Linked DNA regions of Homo sapiens: region 2 is linked to region 1. A link is a contact called in ENCODE Hi-C data. All regions are on one chromosome and are shown on one strand. Each heading gives the region's core, a stretch centred on a gene start or an enhancer-like site at or near the end of the contact. The rest is flanking DNA. Distances are from core to core; before and after follow the strand shown.

Evidence for each region. A loop is a pair of places that touch in the nucleus more often than their neighbours do. Pooled maps may share reads with other maps.
Region 2: a map of PC-3 shows a loop between it and region 1 (4-fold over the local background). The contact joins two enhancer-like sites. A Hi-C loop is called at or near these places in 6 of 168 maps with a recorded cell type or tissue (CD8-positive, alpha-beta T cell, HCT116, PC-3 and 2 more), 5 of 37 single-sample maps with no recorded cell type and 9 of 50 pooled maps.

What each region holds. Positions count from the first base shown.
Region 1 is chr2:130,795,423-130,802,189 of GRCh38, reverse strand. No RefSeq gene overlaps it. Among named protein-coding and RNA genes, the nearest start is that of ARHGEF4, 38 kb to the left of the region's middle. RefSeq lists silencers at 3,936-4,185, 4,496-4,645. Within about 2 kb of position 4,554, at least 36 of the 41 ENCODE cell types and tissues checked have a DNase peak (open chromatin) inside an H3K27ac peak, as active enhancers do.
Region 2 is chr2:131,050,948-131,057,381 of GRCh38, reverse strand. FAM168B (family with sequence similarity 168 member B) reads left to right here. Exons shown (of 7, transcript NM_001009993.4): 4 at 1,687-1,829; 5 at 1,933-2,110; 6 at 4,367-4,491; 7 at 4,930-6,434. The coding sequence ends at 4,479. Among named protein-coding and RNA genes, the nearest start is that of SMIM39, 19 kb to the right of the region's middle. Within about 2 kb of position 1,506, at least 5 of the 41 ENCODE cell types and tissues checked have a DNase peak (open chromatin) inside an H3K27ac peak, as active enhancers do.

The sequences.
Region 1 (6,767 bases), core at 3,305-5,804:
GATGGTGGTCCCATAAGATTATAATACCATACTTTTGCTCTACCTTTTCTTTTTTCTTTCCTTTTTTTTTGAGATGGGGTCTCACTCTGTCGCCCAGGCTGGAGTGCAGTGGCGCAATCTTGGCTCACTGCAAACTCTACCTCCTGGGTTCAAGTGATTCCCCTGCTTCAGTCTTCTGAGTAGCTGGGACTACGGGCACCCACCACCCACCACGCCCAGATAATTTTTGTATTTTTAGTAGAGATAGGATTTCACCATATTGGCCAGACTGGTCTCGAACTCCTGATCTCAGGTGATCCACCTGCCTCGGCCTCTCAAAGTGCTGGGATTACAGGCACGAGCCACCGCGCCCGGCCTGCTGTACCTTTTCTATGTTTAGATACACAAATACCATTGTGCTACAGTTGCCTACAGTATTTAGTACAGTAACCTGCTATATAGGTTTATAGCCTAGGAGCAATAGGCTATCCTATATAGCCTAGTATGGAGGAGGCTATACCATCTAGATTTGTGTAAGTATGCTCTATGATGCTTGTACAAAGACTAAATTACCTAATGATGCACTTCTCAGACTGTATCCCCACCGTTCGGTGAGTGACACATGACAGTATGTTCCAATTATGCATTCTGGAACTTAGGAAATAACCGCATAGACTGAGCCTGGGGACCCAATGGGCCCACTGTGAGATGGACCTGAGCTAAAACTCCCTTGACCACCTGACCTCCGTAAGCCCCTGGAGGGCCACAGGGATGCTTCTGGTCTTCTGGAATGAATGTCAGTTCAGAGCCAGTGTCCCAGAGTGCCTGAGAGGTCTGATTATTTTCTTTTTCCTAGTACACAATGACCCTGGTAAAAGGTCAAAGGTCTCTCTAGGGAAGGCTGAGAGAAAGATTAACAGTAGAGGTTTTTGATAGCATACAGGATCCTTTCTGGAGGGGACTGTGCTTCCCCTGCATGGACCATGATGTTCTATTTTCATGATTCAAGTAAGATTTTTGTTAACTCGACCTGGAAGTTTTCTGCTTATACAGATTAAGAATTTAATAGGTATGAAAGTTGATCATAAATGTGTGATTCTTGTCACACCCAATTAAATCTGAGTTGAGGGCCAAGGAGGGAAAAACACTCAGGATTTATAACATCGCTTCAGAAATGCAATTTTCTGCAAGTCCAGCAGCCAAAACTGTCTATTGTAACCTGAGACCAGTTTTGTCTATAGCTTGTGGAATATCTTGCCGCCAATGTAGGGCTCATTGTGTCCACTGCTATCGTTCACCAATCAGCTTGCTAGTCCCAAAGCTTTACTAATACAAATAAACTTTCTCTCAAGACCACGAGCAACATTCCTCTATTCTATAAAATCCCCAACCTGCTCTTTGTTCTTTGGACATACTGAAAAACACCTGGTCTGTGTGTATGACCCAAATTGCAATTCTTATATCCCAAATAAAATGTTATATTTAGAGATTTGTCTCTACCTTTTAATGTTGACTTCAGTACAAGCTTCCTATCTATTTCACTTCTAGGAACGCCATAATCAACTATCCAACATCACATATTCACACAAGTCAGACTATTCTGATTGTTACTTTGTCTCTTCTGTCCATTATGGTAGTCACACCCACCTTGTCTTAGGTGGTTGAGTTCCCCTCTTGGCTCCTCCCACCCTGAGATCAGTTGCTGTCATTGCATTTAATTTTCCAATTGAGTGACTGTGGTTCCCACTGTAAGGTCTGCCCAGAGAGAAAAGCAATGAAACAGCTCTTGAAGGATGCTGGGGCTCCCCTCACAAACCCATTTCTTACAATATTGGTGAAAGGTGTGTCTGGACTAGTGTGGGTAAGTATGTCTAAAATGGCAAATCTACTCTAATTCCAATCTCTTCAATTCCCTTCCTCTACATTAAAACAAGGGATATCTGGCACCTCCAACTTGCTCATTGTAGGCCGCCTTTTAATCTGTTTCCCCTAACCAACTAAACTATTAGGTCTTTTTTACACGCCCAGGGCTGCAGCATTCAGTGCAGAATCTCTGCTTAGTGGGCCCACATCAATACATTTGGCCTGATCCGACTTTATGGTCTTTCCACCATTATCCTGCATGTTTAATGGATCCTTAAGATCCATTTCCACACATTTACTGGATTTCTGCCTGTATGAATTAGAAAACTCAAGTAGTTCTTTTGGATTGTGGCACACCTCCTCCTGGGTCCTGCTATGTCCTCACCTTTGGGGGCCTGCTGGGCCTTGAGTCTAGTTATAGGTCTAGTAAAGACAGGTGGGTCCTAAGGAAACTCAGCATTGTCTTGCATGACAACTGCCTCAGGGGAGGTCTTTATCATTTCCTCCAGCAATGCAGGGTTAATCTCCTCAGGCCAAGGCCAACACCACGAAGGGTGTGAAGGCTGCTTCCCCTGGGGATGGGGAGGCTAGTTTTGCTGTGGATGGGAAGACAACTCCCGTGGGCAAAGAGAATTCATCAGAATTTAGGAGCTCAATGTCTCCCAGTTTCATCAGGATATTCCCATACACCCCCATCCCAATTTACAGGTTGTCATCCTCTCCCAATCAATACCCTCACTTTAATAGTAGACATCCTGGGAGGCTGGGAGTTCAGCTTTTGCTGTAATTCAGCCAGTCACATGGTGAGGACTTGTGTTTGATTTTCAGCAGTTTCAACCCTGTGGCTACAGAGGGTCATCCCTCATGGTGGCCCTGACAGGGCGTGGGGGAGAGAGGCTAGGGCATCTGTGGTCTTCTTTTGGGAGATATGGGGCTCACCCTCTGCACTTTGCCTAAGCTGCATCCCACACTTTCTGGGCAACCTCCTATGTCTCAACTCCTGGCCCTGCTGTGCCCCCAGAAGGCTCCTCTTGACAGGCCACCCTCTTAGGCAGGGTCCTTTTGGGATGACTCACACCTGATACCTTGAGGACCAGCATCACTTGCAACCTTGTCTGTCCACACGGTGCACCTGAAGCGTCTCCACTGCCAGCCCTCTTCCCAGCTTTTCCAGCAACGGATGTCCATAGCCTGCCCTCCTACCCAGGAGTGGTGTCCATCTCTGTCTCAGGGATGCTACTGGTCTGTTTGCTCACAGCAGGGATGGGCCTGCGAGTGCCGGCGCTGAGCAGGCAGCCTGCAGCCCTGAGCCGGCTCCCACTTCAGGGCCATAGAGGGCGGGGAAGGGGGCAGGGCCTGGCAGAGGCTGGAGATGCTTGGATGGGGGCCAACAGCAGGGGGATGGGGGAAGGCAGCGCCTAGCAGCTATCCTTGAAATGAGTGTTTTCGCAGCCAAAGCTCAGGTGTAGGCCCACTCCCCCATGCCACGGCCTTTTGAACATGTGGAACCAGGACTCGGAACGTCCTGTTTTAAAGTGGGAGGTGGGCTGTCACTGGCAGGCGAGAGCTGCCGCCGCGCCTCTGCGAGGCTCCCCATTCCTGCGACCCTATCACATGTGGAAGGTGGGTGGGAGGGTGGTGGCGCGGTTGATCTGATCTCTGTCCCAAATAAGGCTCTTGAGGAGGACGCAGGGCACTTCCAGGGCGAGGGTGCCGCTGGGCTCTGACAAGCCCTTTGGGGACTCGTGGAGTCGTGGGAATGCCAGCTGACTCAGCGAGGGCGGCCTTGGCCACAGCAAGGTACCCTTCCCTACTTTCTGTCTTTCGTGGTGAGGCGATTTTAAAAACGCAGTCTGAGCAGCCCTTGCCATTGTCCTGCTGTGTACCCAGCACTTAGTGTGTCAGCTGGTCCGTGTGGACGGCCCAGTCCCTCCAGTGGCATCCCTACCGGTGACCCCTCCTGCCTGCACCATCGTTCCAAGTCTCAGGGCCGGCGCACAGGCGGGGCGCGGGGCTCTTGGCGCCCCTGCGCTCGGAACGGCTGCTTCCGGGCTGGGTGGCTGCTGTCGCCCAACACGCGGCCTCCGCAGAACAGTGGGCTGAGGTCGGTCCAGGACGGCGGTCCCAGCCCTAGGACCGGCGTACAGTAGAGGGCCCGGCAAAGGCCTCGGCCCAGCGGGGAAGTCGCGCCCTCCTGCGGCGCTGACGGGGACAGCAGGGCTCTCGGGCCGTCCTCTGGCTGTGCCCCGCCCCGGGGGACGCTGGGCGGACTGCGGGGCGTGCCCGGGGGCGCTGCAGTGTGTGCGGACTCGCAGTGGGTGCTCACTGTCGGCCAGAGCCAAGGCGTTCGGCCGCCTCGGCCTGAGGAATGAAGGCGCCTTGTGTCGCTTTAGCAGGCAGCAGTGACCCGTGGCGCGTCCCCGGGGACCCGACTGCGGGGCCAGTGGTGCGAAGCCAGTCCTGTGCCCGGGCCTGGTCCTCCCAGCCTCTAGGAAAGCGGATCTCGCTCTCGGTGAGATGAAACGGCCCAGGAGAGAGGCCCCGTCCCTGGCAGGCGGGTGTCCGCGGCAGCGCGAGCCATTCGCGCGGTCAGCCGGGGCGTCTTCCGGATGCGAGGCCCGCGGAGCTCGTGGGAGGTGCTGGCGCCCTGTGTGGCCCGCCCTGCGCTCCCGGCTGCGGGTTCCGAGACTGAGCCGCCGGGAGCCTCCGGAGAGACAGCTCCGCGCGCCCCCTGCTGGCAGGAGGGAGTCGCTCTATGCTGGGCCGGAGAGCAGGGTCCTCCACGCGGCAGGGGGACTGCGCTAAGAAGTCAGGCCCCGCCCCGTGGCTGGGTTTCAGGGCCACAGGCAGCAAGAGACCCACTTCTATCCACCCTGCCCGGCTTATGTAGCACGAAGAGGGCTCTGAAGAAGCAGCCTCTTACTGACATTCTACACACCCTTATGAAAAGCCCCCAAAGAGGCCCCGCGCGGTGGCTCAAGCCCGTAATCCAAGCACTTTGGGAGGCTGAGGCAGGCAGATCACCTGAGGTCAGGAGTTCGAGACCAGCCTGGCCAACATGGTGAAACCCCGTCTCTACTAAAAATACGAAAATTTGCTGGGTGTGGTGGCGTGCGCCTGTAATCCCAGCTACTCCGGAGGCTGAGACAGGAGAATCGCGTGAACTCGGGAGGCGGAGGTTGCAGTGAGCCGAGATCGAGCCACTGCACTCCAGCCTGGGCGACAAGAGCAAAACTCTGTCTGGAAAAAGGAAAAAGAAAGAAAAAGCCCCCAGAGTCGGGTCTAGCCAGGGTCCCCAGCAGACAGTTAATCAATGAAAATGGGCCAAGTGCAGTGGCTCACGCCTGTAATCCCAGCACTTTGGGAGGCCGAGACGGGAGGGTCACGAGGTCAGGAAATCGAGACCATCCTGGCTAACATGGTGAAACCCCGTTTCTACTAAAAAATACAAAAAAATTAGCCGGGCGTGGTGGCGGGCGCCTGTAGTCCCAGCTACTCGGAAGGCTGAGGCAGGAGAATGGCGTGAACCCGGGAGGCGGAGCTTACAGTGAGCCAAGATAGTGCCATTGCACTCCAGCCTGGGTGACAGAGCGAGACTCCGTCTCAAAAAAAAAAAAAAAAAAAAAAAAAGAAAGAAAAAAAGAAAAGAAAGAAAGAAAACGCATGGCTCTCAGGGCCCTGGAGGCTGGAAGGGTCTATTTCCCATGCATGACTCCCTTGTAAGAGGATACAGGGCCCTGCAGAGCTCAGGAATGCAGAGTGGGAGGGGGACAGAGGCAAGCACACCTGCAGAGGTGACAGAGGAGAAGGCTGTGGAAGGCCGAGGGCTTTGAGTGGTCTGGCAGCCACAGTCAGCAGGAAGTGGCCTGGGGCTTTGCACCCTGCAGCCTGGCTCTCCCCACGCTCTGGGGTGGGACTGCAATGGTGTTGAGTCACTGCATACAGCCTCTGTCATATATTCTTCTGGTGCTTTTGTTAAGTGTGAGAACCACTGGCCTACACAATGGAGAGATGGGCCTGGGCCCTGGAGGGAAGGACTTGGAAGAAAGGGTAGACCAATTCAGAGACTGAGGGAATGGGAGCCAGCGGAGGTTCCAGCAGGACATGCTGCAGGAATCGATGGGCCATCTCTATGGGGAACTGCTCTTCTAGCAGTCCTCCTTCCTTTCATCTGGATGTGGGGCTTACACTGTTCCCACCCATGCCCATGAGCTGTCACACTTCTGGAGAGCAGGGACAGGTGGGACCGGCTGGCTGCATAGGATGGGGCCTGGGTTATCACAAATGGTCCCAGTATGTGAGGCTTTGCACAAATTTTGTAGCTGGTTCTGTGGACTCATCTTGTTCAGCTCATGTTTGTTGTGGGGTTATCAGCAGGTCCCAGTTTGCCTGGGATTTCCCAATTTTAGCCCTGTAAGTCCTTCATCTGGATAAACTTCTCAGTCCTGGGCAGCTGATTTGGTGACCCTAGCCCCCTGCTCAGAGAAGGAAGGAGGGCATGCTGTCATAGACACTTGGCCCCATGGCACACTTGCTCTGTCCCTTGGCCTGTAGGTTACTCCTGGGTGGCTCTGACCACACTGTCTTTCCCGAATCTCTCCTGCTGTCAGGAAACCCTGCCATTCACCTCCTGGTCAGTTTATAGCACCCAGAGGCCTCTTGGAGCTGTTGTCCTCACACTGAATCAATGACCCAACAGGAAGTGTAACCAGCCACAGTCAGATGAGCCAGCAGTCAGGCTGTTCTGAGATGGCCCCTGGCTGCTAAGCAGGCAAGGACAGGGAGTTGCTGGGTTGAGGATAGCCTGACCGTGGGGCTCCCAGTGCAGTGGGAGGCAGAGCTGCCAGACCACACAAGCCAGTGGTTCTCTTCCACACTGTGGGGTTTGAGCCCTCCTAAAATGAAAATGCCCTAGCAAGAAAAAC
Region 2 (6,434 bases), core at 257-2,756, 260 kb before region 1:
CTCAGCATGTTGTGAGATTCATCCATGTTTTTTCCTTTTGATTGCTGAGTAATGTTTATAGAGACATATCATGATTTATCCTTTCTCCAGTTGATGAAGATTTGGATTAGTTCCCATTTTTGGCTACTAGGAATAAGATTGAACACTTTTTACAAGTCTTTCGTGGACCTGTGTTTTCATTTTTCTAGGGGAAGTTTTGGGAGTGGATTGCTGGATGTTGCGGGATGTGTCTCTGGCTTGCAAAGTTGCACTGTCTGACACGGACAGTGTGTGAGTGCTCCACCCCTCCTGCTCTCACCCATGGGAATGTGAGATGCCATAAGCACTTGTATGGAGGTCTGATTTACATATTATAAGTTAATCCTTCTCAGTGTACAGTTTGGTATGTTTGGACAGTCATACACAGCTGTATGACCGTCACCACATTTGAGTGAATGCACTCTTTGGAAAGGTTCTCGCATGCCCCTCTGGCCCCTGGCACCATTGCTGGGGTTTTGATGACTCTGGATTAGGTTGGTCTTTCCTAGAGCTTCTGTCAGTACATGCATCCAGCATGTGTCCTTGTATCTGGCTCCTTTGACATGGTGTGGCTTTGTGATTCATTCATGTGCTTGTATGGATCAGCAGTTTGTCCCTTTGGCTTGCTCAGTAGGATTTGTATGGATGCACCACAGTGTGTTTACCCATTTGTCTCCTGGTGGGCATCTGGGCCATTGCCAGCTTTTGATCATTGTGAATATAGCTGCTGTGAACATAGCTGTCCAGAGACCCTCTCCCTCCCCTGAGACCAAACCCCTCTTCTCTGTTGGGGTCAGGAAGGGACACCTAACTGCTTATTCAGCAAACTCAACCACTCTACTAGATGGGGTCTCTTTATCTGCTTCTGGAGACGGGTTGGTGGCCAGCAGTTTGCAGGGCTTTGGGGAACGGCTCTCTTGGTGCCAGCTGCTCCTCGCTGCTGGCTGAGTGCCTTCTTCTCGAGTCTGCTCAATCATCCTCCACTTCAGCTTGCCAGGCTTCAACATGCTGTCTTCTCTTCCATTCTTGGTGAGTTTTATGTCTTTTTTCTCTTAATCTGCTTTATTGTCATTTTCATGTCATTTTGTGTGGGGACAAAAGCAAGTATGTGTGTTCAGCTTTCTCCCTTAACCCAGAGGGCTTTTTACCATAGAGTGCTTAGCCAGTCCTGGTGCTGGGCAAGTTTCTCCTGTTTTTGCTGTAACAAACAACACTATGATGAGCATGCTTACAGTTAAGTCTCTGTGTGTGTATAGATCCATGTGTATTGCTTTAAGACAGACTTCTAGAAGTGGAATTGTGGGATTAAAAGGCATATATACTTTAGATGCCAAGTTTAGCCCCAGGAATGCCATACCAATTTAAATTCCAGCAGGACAAGACAGTTTTTATTTCCTGTCCTTGTGTGAGCATTCCATCTGTAGAACGTTCTCTTTTGGTATTTTTTCCTCCTCCCCAACACCCTGCCACCACACACACGTGCATGCACACACGTACACAAAGTAAGAATGAAGTCAGATCTTAGTGGAGGAGAGTGGGGGCGGCAGTGGCAGCAGGTCTGGCGAGTTGCGTGGGGCTGACACGCAGCTTAGCTCCTCCCTGCCTGTGTCCTCTCCCTGCGCCTGGACCGGCTTGGGTGAACTCAGGCCATTGCCTTCTTTGTTCCAGGTTACACTCCTGGCACACCTTACAAAGTGTCCTGTTCCCCCACCAGCGGGGCTGTGCCACCGTACTCCTCCTCCCCGAACCCCTACCAGACTGCCGTGTACCCTGTGCGAAGTGCCTACCCCCAGCAGAGCCCGTATGCACAGGTATGCTTGGGTACACACTGCTGTGTGGGAAGGGGTGATACCACCTGGGCGTTCATCCTTTGGCCCTGGGACCCTGTGTCAGTTGTCTCTCTTCTCCCCACAGCAAGGCACGTACTACACACAGCCGCTGTATGCAGCACCTCCTCACGTCATCCACCACACCACGGTGGTGCAGCCCAACGGCATGCCTGCAACGGTGTACCCTGCTCCCATCCCCCCTCCTAGAGGCAACGGGGTCACCATGGGCATGGTGGCTGGGACCACCATGGCCATGTCAGCAGGTAAGTCCTCGTTCCTGCGGTGTCTGTCCTATGGTGTACCCTAGAGCTGGGGGAGGGGAGAGCTCACGAATCCTCTGACCCTTGGCTCTAGGTTTTCATAGCTGTAGTTGTGTGGAAGGACAGAAAATTCTTTGGGGAAGAAACAGCAGGTTATCTTTTATTTTGCCTACCTGAGTGACCCCTTGTGGAGGCCTCTCTGAATCTGATGGACTCGCTTTGTTGGTGAACTGAGCCATTTGGCAATGCAGGATGTGCCCCCTCTCCTCCCACCCCCTATGACCATGTAAGACTTGAGTAGAAGGAGGACACTTTGTGTACCGGGGTTGCTCTGGCCTTCTTCCTTTCCCTTGAGGGGAGCTTGTCTTTGCAGGTCAGTTGTCTTCATCGGGATGTTTTCATGCATCTAGGAGAGCTGGTCTTGCGTTGATAGAAGAAACAGCTGCCTGTAGAAATCCTTTGGCATTCATCTACCGTACTTTACTTTGCAAGGCCTCCTCTAAGGAAAATAAACCATGGAAAGATGAGGCCCCTGGCTGGGATGGGCACATCTCCGCGGAAGCCCTGGGGGTTTGATCTGATGTCTAGGGATTGGGTGACCACCCAATCTGTATGACCACCCATGTGGATTCACCTCCTGGTCTCTGGGTCAATATGACCACCTTTAGGTCATGCCCACACAAAAGCGTACTGTTCCCTCCTTGTTTTTCTGGACTTGACTTCAGTGTAAGGAAATTATGCCAGAGAGAAAAGCATTCCGGGTTATTATGTGTGCTTCAATGTAGACTCTGATTTGGTTTTCCCCATACTTATCTGTCAAGGAACAGGAAACTGGGCATAGACAGAAACTGCTGGTTTGAGGCACAGGGAGGGAGGGCAGCAGGCACCAGGTTGGGTGCCACTGTGTTGGAGGTGGTGCTGGTCCATAAAGGGACTCAAGTAGTTGTTGAGTTTCTGCAGTTGTAGGAAAAATAGATTTCTCTTAAAGAACTCAGAAGCTCATGTAGTTTAGAATCCTCATTTCTTTTTTTTTTTTTTAATTTTAAAATTTTTAATATTTTTTTTTAAGACAGGGTCTCATCCTGTCAGCCAAGATGGAGTGCAGTGGTGTGATCTCAGCTTACTGCAACCTCTGCCTCCTAGGTTCAAGTGATTTTCCCACCTCATCCTTCCCAGTAGCTGGGACTACAGGCGCCTGCCACCATGCCTGCCTAATATTTTTTTGTACCTTTTGGTAGAGATGGGATTTCACCATGTTGGCCAGGCTGGTCTCGAACTCCTGACCTCAGGTGATCCACCTGCCTCGGCCTCCCAGAGTGCTGGGCTTACAGGCGTGAGTCACTGTTGCCAGCCTCTTGTTTTTTATTTATTTGTTTTTACCATCTTAACTTTTTTTTGTTGAGACAGGGTCTTGCCCTTTTGCCCAGGCTTGAGTGCAGTGGTGCGATCACAGTTCACTGTAGTCTGGAACTCATGGGCTCAAGCCATCCTCCCACCTTAGCTTCCTGAGTAGCTGGGACTATAAGTATGCTACCACACCTGGCTAATTTTAAAACTTTTTGTAGAGCTGGGATCTCACTATGTTGCCCAGGCGCATCTCAAGCTCCTGAACTTAAGCTATCCTCCCACCCCAGCCTCCCAGAGTGTTGGGATTACAGACATGAGCCCCTGTGCCCAGCCCATCTTAACCCTTTTTAAGTACGGTTCAGTAGTGTTAAGTATATTCACATTGTTGTGAAACAGAGCTCCAGAACGTCTTTATCCTGCAAATCTGAACTCCTGTACTCATTAACGCTAATTCCCTGTTCTACTTTCTTTCTGTCTCTGAATTTGACTACTCCAGGTACTTCATCTAAGTGGAATCATTAAGTATTTGTCTTTTAGTGACTGGCTTCTTTCTTTCAGAATTATGTTCTTAAGGTTCATCTATATTGTAGCATGTGTCAGAATCTCCTTCCTTGTTAAGGCTGAAGCATACTCATTTGTTTATCATCTGACCTATAAAAATTATTGGGTGTGCTTTATGAAGGGGACACACAAAAGGCTTTTACGAACATATTGTCTGTGGAGCTTGCTGTGTGGAGACAACTTTTGGGTGTGGGGGATTATCTAATCAGAGTTCTGACAGTATCTGGGTCAAGACTATCCCTCTTCCTGTATACCCTCCTCCTTGCAAAGAGGCCAGGCTTGTGTGCGTATCAGGCAGTGTGGAGCTGTGCAGGAGGTCAGCCTCATGTCATGTGCTGCTCTTTCTTCCAGGTACCCTGCTGACTGCTCACTCCCCAACTCCTGTCGCCCCCCACCCGGTCACTGTGCCCACGTACCGGGCCCCAGGAACGCCCACTTACAGCTATGTGCCCCCTCAGTGGTGATCACCTGCAAATGTAAGTGACCAGGGAAGGCTGGGCTAGCCTTTGATGAAAGGGCATTTCCATGGGACAGTGGCAAATTTACCACATATTTAAGCACTAACGAGGAAAGTGTGCCTGACCCTGGATCCAGAGGCAATGTAGTGTTTAAATTTTTTGTTTTTATTGAGACATTACAGAGTAGAAGGAAGGAAGGAACCATTGAATACCTACTGTTGACACTGTCCATCTTGAGCCTTGCCTGGAATGTGCTCTAACCCCCCACCTGCCTGCTACAGGAAATAGGGCTCCAGTTGCAATTGGGGGTCTCTAGGAAGGAAGTGAGAACCAGGTCCAGCAGTTTTGCCCATTGCTGCCCTTTCCGACCCTGCTGGGCCTCATCCTACTTGAGATTTTGGAATAGCGGTGCCGGAAGAGCTCTGTGTGACTGAGTGTCTGTCTTCCTTTCTGCAGGTTTGAGGACGGAGCTGTGCAGTCACATTATTGGGGATTCCACAGCTGGTGCTGCAGGCCTTGCGCCTCCAACCAGGACTTTCTTCTTAATGCTCTCGACACTTAGCTAAACACGACTATATCCCGGCCCAGCAGGCCCCAGCGCCGTTAGTCTCCAGCTGACTCTGTGGGTTGGTCTTAAAGCAAATTCTGTTTTGTGGACTGCCTGGCAATTTTTTAGCTAACTGTAATGATAAAAAGGGAGTATTAATCTATTCTGAATCATATCTAGTTGAATGCATGTTTAAAAAAACAAACACAAAAAGCTTGCTCAATCTACCTGCAGTGACTGATGCAAAACCATCATATGCAAAATCCAAAGGAATGGAAACGTATTTTACAACTTGTATCACTAATGCACTGTTGTAATGTATGCAAAGTCTTACAGTTATAAGTGTTAAAGTGAATTTCTTCATAGAGCATCTGAAATATCTTAGATGATTCTTCAACCTTTTGGGGTTGATGTGGGTTGCCAGTTAGGGATGTGGACATTTTAGTTTTCAGCGACCTGTTTCTTTGGCACTGACTGTCCTGGGAGGGAGTTGCGAGGTTTGGGAGAGAGTAGGGAAGCCACAGCTGCTTGGGTGCAGCTGGTTCATGGACATCCCTTTGAGTTTAGGCTTGGTGGAGTCAGTGGAACAGGGACATGCTTAAAGCTCATCATGAAAGATTATGGTAGTGTGGCCAGTGAAATTTGGGGCGAGGGGGGTGGTTTATGTGTCAGCAAAGCAGTTTCTCTGCTATCTAAATTTTCATTACAGTTCTCTTAGAGAGATGATGTTTTTATATGTCTTTATTGGAAAAGTCCTATGTAAAACTAAATTATTTTCCTGGGATGGAAGAAATGTGAAAGAGAAACAGCCATGCTTGCAGGAGGTATTGTCCTCTGCTTTATTTAGCTTAGAAAATCATTCCTTTTTTTTTTTTTTTCCTGGAGAAATGTTTGAATCAGCTGAAAACAGGTAGGCATTGCTGTTTTTCCCCAACAAAGAAGGGCAAAGGTTTCAGCTGTATGTTATGAAGAAAGTGGTATATTTAAGAATGAGTTAAAAGGGAACAAAACTTTATTTAAAATTCCTCCAATTTCTTGTAGAAAGGCAGGGCCGTGGATATGTCTGGAAATGTAGAAACCTGTAGCTGCTTCTGGGATCACCCACCTGATGGTGGTGACTTGTCTGCTGAGGCCGGCTGGAGGGGACGCTTAGAGATGGGGCGAGGGGGAGGCCAGTGTCTGTTGTCTGCGAGCCTCTCCTGCCATCTCTTTTGCAGCTGAGGGCACTTGGCACAAAGCAAGCACAGACAGCAGAGAGGGCCAGGCAGTGCTGGAGTGCGTTTGCTGGCAGGGTTTATTGTGGGAGAGGAATTTGAGTTTAGGATCTGAATCTTGTACATAAGAAATGAAAAGGCTTCCCTCCACCCCGCCCCCAAAATATGCCCGTCCTGTATCCATGAGAGTGCATGTCGGT